3 separate regions of the Homo sapiens genome follow, and all the other regions are linked to region 1. Evidence: chromatin contacts called from ENCODE Hi-C or POLR2A ChIA-PET data. All regions are on one chromosome and are shown on one strand. The core of a region is the stretch at or near the end of the contact, and the rest is flanking DNA. Distances in the headings are between cores, read along the strand shown. Region 1 overlaps NIFK-AS1 (NIFK antisense RNA 1). Region 2 overlaps CLASP1 (cytoplasmic linker associated protein 1). Region 3 has its middle 73 kb from the start of TFCP2L1.

Region 1 (3,551 bases), core at 670-3,169:
CTCAGGGCAAAAAAAAAATTCTTGGTGAAAGACACTTAAGAGAATGAAAAGATAAACTAGATTGAGTGAAAATATGTGCAAAAGACTTTTTATCCAAAATAGACCTCTCAGGTGAGCACAGTGGCTCACACCTGTAATCCCAGCACTTTGGGAGGCAGAGGTGGGCAGATCACCTGAGGTCGGGAGTTCGAGACCAGTCTGACCAACATGGAGAAACCACATCTCTACTAAAAGTACAAAGATTAGCTGGCTGTGGTGGTGGGCACCTGTAATCCCAGCTACTCAGGAGGCTGAGGCAGGAGAATCGCTGGAACCCGGGAGGCAGAGGTTGCAGTGAGCCAAGATCATGCCACCACACTCCAGCCTGGGCAACTGGAGTGAAATTCTGTGTCAAAAAAAAAAAAAAAAATCAGCCAGGCGTGGTGGCACATGCCTGTAATCCCAGCTACTCAGGAGGCTGAGGCAGGAGAATCACTTGAACCTGGGAAGCCAAGGTTGCAGTAAGCTGAGATCATGCCACTGTACTCCAGCCTGGGTGACAGAGCAAGACTGACCCAAAAAAAAGAAAAATCTCTTAAAACAATCAGCCTGAATTGTCATAGAGAAACCTAATTTCTGCCTTTTGACCATAAAATAGGAAGTAATAATGACTTTTCAACGCTTGTACTCCATTTAAGGACTCAGGCGGCCGGGCACAGGGGCTCATACCTGTAATCCCAGCACTTTGGGAGGCTGAGGCAGGCGGATCATGAGGTCAGGAGTTCAAGACCAGCCTGGCCAGCATGGGGGAAACCCCTTGTCTGCTAAAAATACAAAAAAATTAGCCACGCGTGGTGGTGGGTGCCTGTAATCCCATCTACTTGGGAGGCTGAGGCAGGAGAATTGCTTGAACCTGGGAGGCAGAGGTTGCAGTGAGCCAAGATCGCGCCACTGCACTCCAGCCTGGGTGACAGGGCGAAACTCCATCTCAAAAAATAAAAATAAAAAAAGGACTCAGGCATAACATGAAGTATGCAATAATAATTAATGTTTATTACATGTTTGCATATGTAATGTTGCAGATGAGTAAACTGAAGCCCAGGGAGCTTAGGTAGCTTGCCCACAGATTGTCTATGGTGACCCAGTTGAACTGACTCAAGTTCTTAAAGTTTACTTTCAGTGAGATTAGCATAAATGCTAGATTATTCGTGGCCATGGAAAGGAAAAGGGCTGGGGTCAATGCTTCACGCCTGTCATCCCAGCACTTTGGGAGGCTGAGATGAGATGGAAGGATTGCGTGAGCCCAGGAGTTTGAGACACCAGTGAGCACTGGAGGGGACCACTGCACTCCAATCTGGGTAAGAGAGCAAGACCCCCCTCTCTAAAAATAAACAAACAAAAAACAGGGAGAAGTAAAAGACAAGACCTAGTGACTTTCCTTTGTTGTTGTTGTTTTTTTTGAGACAGTCTCGCTGTGATGCCTAGGCTGGAGTGCAGTAGTGTGATCTCAGCTCACTGCAACCCTCACCTCCCTGGTTCAAGCGATTCTCCTGCCTCAGCCTCCCGAGTCGCTGGGATTACAGGCGCCTGCCCCCACACTTGGCTAACTTTTGTATTTTTAATAGAGACAGGGCTTCACCATGTTAGCCAGGATGGTTTCAAACTCCTGACCTCGAGTGATCCACCCACCTCAGCCTCCCAAAGTGCTGGGATTACAGGCGTGAGCCACCGCGCCTGGCTGACTTTCCTTTTTTGCTGTTTTGTTTTTCTTCTCCAAGTTATTGGTAGAGGGACCTAGTGACTTTATGAATTGGGAGCAGAAATGGGGCACTGGGACACACATGGAATGAAGAAGGCTAACAAGATTTCTATTCTTAAATGCTCAGCCTTGAAATAACTCAGAGCAATATAACGCTAGGTGGCAATAGATCCCAGGCACTTGAAATTTACAGTCAGCCTGGCACGGTGGCATGAACCTGAGGTCCCAGCTTCTGAGAAGGTTGAAGCAGGCAGAGAAAATCTACAGTTAACTCATTGCACTTAAAGAGATTGGCAAAAATCCAAAATTATTAAAGGGGTTTATACCCTAGTGTTAACTTTTTTTTTTTTGAGATGGAGTCTTGCTCTGTTGCCCAGGCTGGAGTGCAGTAGCGCAATCTCGGCTCACTGCAACCTCCATCTCCTGGGCTCAAGTAACTCTCCTACCTCAGCCTCCCGAGTAGCTGGGATTACAGGTGCCTGCCACCACGCCCAGCCAATTTTTGCCTTTTTAGTAGAGATGGGGCTTCACCACATTGGCCAGGCTGGTCTTGAACTCCTGACCTCAGGTGATCCACCCGCCTCGGCCTCCCAAAGTACTGTGATTACAGGCATGAGCCACTGTGCACGGCTGGAGTCTCACTCTTTTACCCAGGCTGGAGTGCACTGGTGCGATCTCGGTTCACTGCAGCTTCCGCCTCCCAGGTTCAAGCGATTCTCCTGCCTCAGCCTCCTGAATAGCTGAGATTACAAGCACCCGACACGACACCTGGCTAATTTTGTATTTTTAGTACAGACGGGGTTTCACCATGTTGGCCAGGCTGGTCTTGAACTCGTGACCTCAGGTGATCCACCTGCCTCGGCCTCCCAGAGTGCTGGGATTACAGGTGTGAGCCACTGCGCCCGGCCTCAGCCCACCAATGTCTACACTACTACAGGACAGAAACTACCACTATCAAATGCCCCTTAAGCAATTTGGTGCTTAGGAAACATCTTTCCAATAATTGACAATTGGTGAAAATATATTTACCAAATGGGTTTGGGTCACCAGCAATACAACATTCCAATGACATGAACCATGAAAATATTTACCTTATGAATTTGTGTATAAAGATGAAGAAATATAACTTCGATTAATTTTACAATATTTATGGGCAAATTATTTATTTATTTATTTATTTTATATAGAGATGGAGTCTCACTATATTGCCCAGGCTGGTCTCCAATTCCTGGCCTCAAGCAGTCCTCCCACCTTGACCTCCCAAAATGCTGGGATTATAGGCGTGAGCCGCTGTGCATGGCCAAAGCAGTTTTGGTTTGGTTTGGTTTGTATTGGTTTTTAGAGACAGGATCTCACTGTGTCGCCCTGGCTAGAGTGCAGTAGCATGATAATAGCTCACTGCAGCCTCGAACTCCTGGCCTAAGGTGATCCTCCCACCTTGGCCTCCTGAGTAGCTGAAACTATGGGAACTTGCATGAGGCCCGGCTAATTTTTTTTTTTTTCTTGAGACGGAGTTTTGCTCTTGTCACCCAGGGTGGAGTGCAATGGCATGGTCTCAGCTCACTGCAACCTCGGCCTCCCTGGTTCAAGTGATTCTCCTGCCTCAGCCTCCCAAGTAGATGGGATTACAGGCATCTGTAGCCACCACGCCCGGCTATTTTTTTGTATTTTTAGTAGAAATGGGGTTTCACCATGTTGACCAGGCTGGTCTCAAACTCCTGACTGACCTCAGGTGATCTGCCCACCTCCCAAAGTACTGGGATTATGGGCGTGAGCCACCGAGCCCAACCTTTTTTTTTTTTTTAGAAATGGG
Region 2 (3,265 bases), core at 553-3,052, 360 kb after region 1:
CTAACAGCACAAACTCCAATAAATGTTTGATGATTGATGGGTAGTGGTGTACTGTAGTCTTCAAGGTCCTTACGGTTTAGTTGAGGTTAAAGCAGAGTCGTGTGGTTCAAAGTGAAATACACCAGGAGTTTAGGAGTGGGCTAGAATAGTCAAGGAAGAGTTCCTTAGGGAGTTAGAACCTGAGATGGGCTGAAAAGGAGCACATAGGGAGAGAACTTTAGCTAGGAGCCAAGGCCATGTGGCCAAGGGAGGGGGCATGGGCTTGGAAGACACTCCTGGGTTGAACCCTGCTGAGCCAAGATGGCAGGAGACTTACCATTTTGTGAGCCCTCATATTCTCTGTGTCGAGTGGAGAAACATAGCCCACCTCACAGGCTTGTAAAGTGCCAGGCACAGTGTCTATTTCTGAGTGGCAGCTGTGGTGGCGGCTGCTCCTGCTGTTATTCATAGGTAGGGGAGTAGTTCTGCCTCGCTGATGAACTGACTCTCAAGGAGCCAGATGTGACACCTGCCCTTTAGTTCTTGTAGCTTCAGAAAGAGCCATAACTTAATGTCAAAACCTTTGAGTTTGGGGTTTGAAGGCCTGGGTTCACATGCTGCTTTTGCCAGCTCGGGGGCTGTGATTGTGGACAAGTCATAGACACTCTGGATATCTAAAGCACTTGTATGCTGGGTGGGAGGTGGGGGGCAGGTGTTTTATACCCTGCGCTGAGAGGCTAGCATTAAAGTCAAGTGAGGTAAGGTGGTTGACATTGTTGAAAATTGAAGATAGTATCCTTTTTATACTCTTCCATTGAAGAAAGTAGACTGATTTTGAATAGAATTGTTGTCAAGTTTTTAAAATTCTACATAAAGCAGATATAACTGCATTTCTCTAAATACACCGAAGAAGCTATTAAATGCAATTGAGTAAACTCTAAAACACCAGTCAAAAATACGACTTGTATTTTTTGACTACTGCTTTGTTTGGAATCCGTCTATATTTGTGCTGGGGTAGCCGGTACATTGTCAGCGTTAGGCTAGGAAATGCCATGGGTTTTTAGAGATGGATACCGGAATTAGAATGCCAAAGAGAAGCCTTAAACGTGCTGCCCAGCTTCCCATCTGATGCTGAGCACCTCCTGAGAGGCCAGCCCAGCCTCTGCAGCATCTCCAGGACAGCAGGACACACCACCTCCTGGGCTCCCAGCCCCTCTTTCCACTCCTTCTCATCATTTGTCCCTGTTGGCCCTAGTTCTACCCCTTAGAGTAGAACAGAATAAATCTCCCACCTAAGAACCTGACCACATTTGAAGATATCCATTGTGTTGCCCTGAATCTCCTTTTCCAGGCAAGGATGTGATGACTGTCTTGTTAGAGGTCATTTCATACAGACACTACTTCTCAAGATCTTCAAAGCTTCCTGGAATTTTGTGCATGCACATTTTTCAGGGGAAAAGACTCATCAGGTAGAGTTGGATGATAAGATTTTATAATCTGAAATACTTTTAAAATAATTGATTCAGATTCTCCCTTTCGTTTTACTGATGAGGAAAACCGAGGCATAGAAAGTGAAGAAATTTACCCCAAGCTCGCTTGGCTAGTTGATGCCAGAACCAGAGCCAAAACTCAGGTCTCCAGACTTATAGCCTGGAACTTTTCTTCTCCCCTCCCTCTGGTACTGAGCCTAGCTAAGTGAGGACTCTCGTCCCAGGTTCAGGGCCATGCTGGCACTCCGTTGTAAATCCCAGGACCATGTCAGTGCCAATCTGGGGCATTGGTCGTTTTTCCCCAGTCTACTGGTGGATACTTAAACTCAGGGTCAATCCAATTTTTTAAGGTCTTTCTGGCCTTTCCCAGAAGGTGGCGCTAAACTCTTCCTTAGCTTCCACACGATTGAGTAGCTAAGCTCAAGACGCTGCTATGAAGAGTTCTTTGATTCCAGCCACTGTTGTTCCTGGACCTTTGCTTTTTTTTTTTGACTCAACCAGTTATTCTGGTGTGTCTGTGACAGAGCCAGATCAAACCTTGTGAACCTAAAAAACATGCAATCCAAATTTTGAAAACTTTGTGCTAAAAGAAACCTTTAAGCAAACATTCACCAGTATTCTGAGTAATGATCCAATTTTAAAAAGCTAGATGTGAAAATTACGCTTTTCTTAGCTAGACACTATTACTTCACTGACTTTGAAAGGTGAAGGAGTGCTGTGTTTCTAATGAGACTGTAGCAGAATTGGAATAGTTTTTGATGACTTCAAGGCAGATTATAACCCAGAAGTCTTTTTGATCCTGTCCTCTTTGAATAGTCCCTCACCCCTTTCTAAATCCTTGCCACTTCTGGCCACCTTGTGTACTAAGTGGTGTTGTCTTCCTTTGTTTCTGCTGCCCATGTTGACTTTTGCTCTCTGTTTGCTTACATTTATAATCTTTGCTTCTTATGTTACATAGAACACAGGGGCAAAACCTGAAGTTCACCCTGATTCAGGCAGCTTGCCAAAGCCAGGGGTTTGGCATATAGAGGGAAGTTGAGAACACCTACCTCCCTTGCCAAAACCAGCGTCTGTCTTGGGAAACTTTCTCTAACCCCAGTGAAAAAGAGGGCCTCAAACTACCCATCTTAATGTGCAGCTTCTGACATTTTATTTTCAGACATTTTAGAACCAAAGCCCTCATCCACATTAGATACATTTGATCATCCGGGCGTGGTGGCTCACACCGGTAATCCCAACACTTTGGGAGGCCGAGGTGGGCAGATCACTTGAGGTCAGGAGTTTGAGACCAGCCTGGCCAACTTGGTGAAACCCTGTCTCTACTAAAAATACAAAAAAATTAGCTAGGCGTGGTGGTGTGCGCCTGTAGTCCCAGCTACTCGGAGGCTGAGGCAGGAGAATCGCTTGAACCCACCAAGATGGCGCCACTGCACTCCAGCCTGGGCAACAGAGCAAGACTCTGTCTCAAAATAAAATAAAATAATAGATACATTTCACCAAATGCTTCATGCAGGCCACATCCAGAATTCCTGGATTTTTGTAAGATGAAGGGCTCCTTGGGTTTGGGTTTCAGCTCAGCAGATCTGAAACAGCCTTTTTTCCCAGCAGCTCTCTGTAGGATAATTCACTTTAACCTGAAGGGCAATAGAGTGCAGGAGATGGGGAGGAGAGAAGGAAAACCACGAGTTCTCACCACGAACCCGGCAATCAGTTACCTGGCCTCACTAATCCTCGTTGCAACCCCGAAGAGCACCAGGAGGCCTTAGCTTGCTCCTGTCAAGCCTGGAAAGCAATGC
Region 3 (3,331 bases), core at 607-3,106, 510 kb after region 1:
CTGTCCGTTCTGAAGGTGAGGTGTCCAAGGTCAAGGCGCTGGCAGATCCAGAGGCTGGAGAGGGCCTGCCTCCTAGGAAGGGGCAAACAAGCTCCCTAGGGCCTCTTTTACAAGGGCATTAACCCCATTCATGCGGGCTCCACCCTCATGGCCTCATACCTCCCAAAGGCCCCACCTGCATGTACCATCACCTTGGAGGTTAGGCTTCAACATCGGAAGCGGGGGAGGGAACACAAGCATTCAGTCAATAGCAACGGGATTGGGTTCAAGAGCTCAGAGTGGAACTAGGGAGCCTGGCAAGCTCAGGGCCCAAGAGTTCCCCTGTACCACCGTCTTTCCTTCTGGTATGGCTGCTGGCTGCCCCATCCGCCTGCACAGCCTCTGCCCCAACAGAGAAACTAGAGGTGAGCTAGGACACAAGAGTGGGATGGTGTGAACTCGGCAGCACCTCGCAGCAGCCGAGGCCCAGAGCAGCATGGGCCCACAGCAAAGGCTTCTTCCTTTCCATTCAAACTGCGAGAGCTCGGCAGGCCCCAGCGCAGGTGCGGCTCGGGTCGCTGTCCTCGGCCTCCCGGTGGGCAGGAGCCGGCAGCCGCCCTGCAACGTGGTCTATTTCCAGCAAACCACCCCCCTCCCCCCCAGCCATGATGCGGGCGTGAGGCTTTCCGGCTATTTCCCAGGATGTCTCTTCAGGCAGCGGGGTGCAGCACTGTGGTTCTGAAACTGGAGGGCTTGTTCTAAAGATGGCTGGGCCCTCGGCTCGGTGGGTCTGATCGGGGGCCTGGGAATTTGTATTTCTAAGAAGTCCCCAGGTGATGCTAACACCGTTTGTCCAGGGACCACACTTCGGGAGCCCCTGATGTAGCGGAGAACTGCCTAGCTTCTCATTCAGCCTCCGGCTGTGTGACCTTGCCCAAGGTCGCCTAACTTTTCTGTTTTGCTTGCCTCATCCGTAAAATTAGTCCACGAGGACTAATACTCGTGCCTGCCTCGCAGGACGATTATAACGAGTAAATGAGCTGAATTTACTTCAAGAGCTTGGAATGGCCCCGGCACATATTAAAGCGGTGAGAGGCAGGAGGCTTTTATTCATGGCTTGTAGTGGCTGGGTGGTGTCCCAGTGCATCGGAATCTTCAGGAGGGCCGGAAAGCCACCTGCACTGCACTGCGGGGGTTCCCCGCCCGCAGTCTCCCATTCAGTGGTGGGGTGCGGGTCTGAGAATGTGCATTCCTAACAGGTTCCCCCGGGGGCTGTTGCTGCTGGCCTGGAGGCACCTGCCCTCTCTTTCTGGGGAGGAACCTCCAAGAGGGATAGTGACTCACTCGGGTGGGGTGGGACAGAGGGGGACTAGAGAATGTTAGGGTCCAATGACACAAAGGTGACCCAGAGCCTGACAGCTGGCTGGTAGCTATGGGATCCTCTGCGCCTCCCTGTAGGGGAAGATGATTTGAGTAGTGAAACCTGTTGATGACCCTCCCACCCCCCAACAGACACACACACACACATGCACACAGACACACACACACACACGGAACCAGAGGGGCCTCCCGGGTACAGGTGTGGATGCCACTGGCTCTCGACCCCACTCTCTGCCCTGGGTCAGGTGAGTAGCCACACTCAGCGCTTCTGCTTCTGGAAGTCCTGGGCTGTGGCGGCTCCCACATCGCTGACTGGGGCTGTCCACATGGAAGACCCGTGAAAGTCACCAGTGGGAAGCAGGTGCATGCACTGTTTGGGCCTCTACCGGGTAGGCTGAAGATTCCACCTGGAGTGTGTCAGACAGGATAGGCCCTGGGAGGCTGACTCACGAGGACCAAACCCTGAGGAGCCTGAGGGAATCACTCCTGTGGGTGAGAGGAGGAAATCAGCCATATGGCTCTGGAGGATCCTGGCAGCCTGAGGACACTCTAAGGTGCAAAGCAGAATCCTCAAGGGAAGGGTGTCTGGGCAGGTTCTCCCAGCTGAGCCTCTGCTGGAACAAAGCTGGCTTTCCCCTGGTCCTCCAGCCAGGAAGCGCAGGCCCTTAGGCTTGGCTTGGACACTGTTCCTTGGACCCACCAGGGGCGGACCCAGGTCTAGACAGTCCCCTCCCGCCCCCCATTCCCAAACCCTCTGATAAACATGCTTTGGGGGAAGACTGCACGCCCTGCTTGCTCCAGCCCTGCTCAGCCCCAGGTTGCCTCGCCCAGGGAAGAATCTGGTGGCCAGGAGGCTTCCAGAGCTAGGTTGGGTTGAATATTAACCTGCCTTGATTGGGTGGAACAATATTTAAACTCAATTACAAGAGAAAGGGGTTATCTGGAGAGGGCTTATCAGGCCAGAGCAGCTATTGAAATATCTGATAAGCCCAGAGGTTGACATTGGAGTGGGGGAGGAGCTGGCCCCAAACACTAGTCCAGAGAGGAGAAAGGTGGATGAGGAAAATCGACCAACTTCCCTCCCTTCCTCCTGTCATCCCTTCTTTCTCCTCCTCTCCCTCCATTCCCTTTGTTCACATATGCTTTTTGAGTATCAGGGGCAGGCCCAGCTCTTTCCTGGCACCAACAGCTCACAGAACTTGCTGGGCCTTACTCTTCCTCTGGGCTCTTCCTCTGAGCTCCCATGGGCTCCTGTGCCTAGGCTGTAACTGTCCATCTTTCTGTCCGCCTCTCCCACTGGGAGGAGCTCCTAGAGACAGAGTTTGGTCTGCCTGATCGCTGCCACTCTGGAATCCAGCCCAGGGCCTGGCAGGGAGAAGCCTGCTAGGAGTGTTTGTTGAATGAGTAAGAGATAGCAAGAGGTGCTGGGCAAACGAGGGACTGGGACCTGAAAGCAGCGGTGAAGGGAGCCTGTGCCGGCAGGGGGCAAGCTGCTATATGGTGACGTGTCACCTTAGCACAGAGAGAATGGGGACAGAGGACAGTGAGTTCGGATGGGGCAGTAGGGATTGGGAAGAGGACAAACATGGGCACAGGGATGTGGTGTGGGCCGGCAGGAGGAGGCCTGTGAGGGGCTCCCCCAGCCAGGTATTGCCCGTGCCTTGTCTGAAGGGATCCAGGATGTACCACACTGAAGAGGGTTTTCTGGTTTATTTTTTTATTTTTTTATTTTTTTATTCCCCTTAATCTGCCTAAAAGCAGAGGCTCCCAAAAGAATTCAGCTGCCAGAAATCCTTTCCCTGGAACTTTCAAAACCAGAGAGATGGACTCCTATCACCAAATACAAGAATTCAAGAAGTCAGCACTGGCACCAAGATAAGAAATCACCAGAACAGACATAGTTGCAAAACTGTCCTAGCTGCCATCTGTTCTCCTAGGGGCCATTTATCTTTCCTAAAAGTAAAATGGTCCT

The links. A loop is a pair of places that touch in the nucleus more often than their neighbours do. ChIA-PET counts read pairs that join two places held with the same protein, here RNA polymerase II (POLR2A). Pooled maps may share reads with other maps.
Region 2: a pooled map shows a loop between it and region 1 (5-fold over the local background). The contact joins two enhancer-like sites. A Hi-C loop is called at or near these places in 1 of 168 maps with a recorded cell type or tissue (MCF 10A) and 6 of 50 pooled maps. POLR2A ChIA-PET finds 5 or more read pairs at or near these places in 3 of 52 experiments (Caco-2, T-cell and WTC11).
Region 3: a loop to region 1 is called in a pooled map, with 2.5 times the contacts of the local background. The contact joins two enhancer-like sites. A Hi-C loop is called at or near these places in 1 of 50 pooled maps. POLR2A ChIA-PET finds 5 or more read pairs at or near these places in 2 of 52 experiments (HEK293 and WTC11).

What each region holds. Positions count from the first base shown.
Region 1 is chr2:121,717,264-121,720,814 of GRCh38, reverse strand. The region is part of intron 3 of NIFK-AS1 (NIFK antisense RNA 1); the gene reads right to left. Among named protein-coding and RNA genes, the nearest start is that of NIFK, 18 kb to the left of the region's middle. Within about 2 kb of position 1,919, at least 5 of the 41 ENCODE cell types and tissues checked have a DNase peak (open chromatin) inside an H3K27ac peak, as active enhancers do.
Region 2 is chr2:121,354,837-121,358,101 of GRCh38, reverse strand. The region is part of intron 38 of CLASP1 (cytoplasmic linker associated protein 1); the gene reads left to right. Among named protein-coding and RNA genes, the nearest start is that of TFCP2L1, 71 kb to the right of the region's middle. Within about 2 kb of position 1,802, at least 7 of the 41 ENCODE cell types and tissues checked have a DNase peak (open chromatin) inside an H3K27ac peak, as active enhancers do.
Region 3 is chr2:121,210,361-121,213,691 of GRCh38, reverse strand. No RefSeq gene overlaps it. Among named protein-coding and RNA genes, the nearest start is that of TFCP2L1, 73 kb to the left of the region's middle. Within about 2 kb of position 1,856, at least 6 of the 41 ENCODE cell types and tissues checked have a DNase peak (open chromatin) inside an H3K27ac peak, as active enhancers do.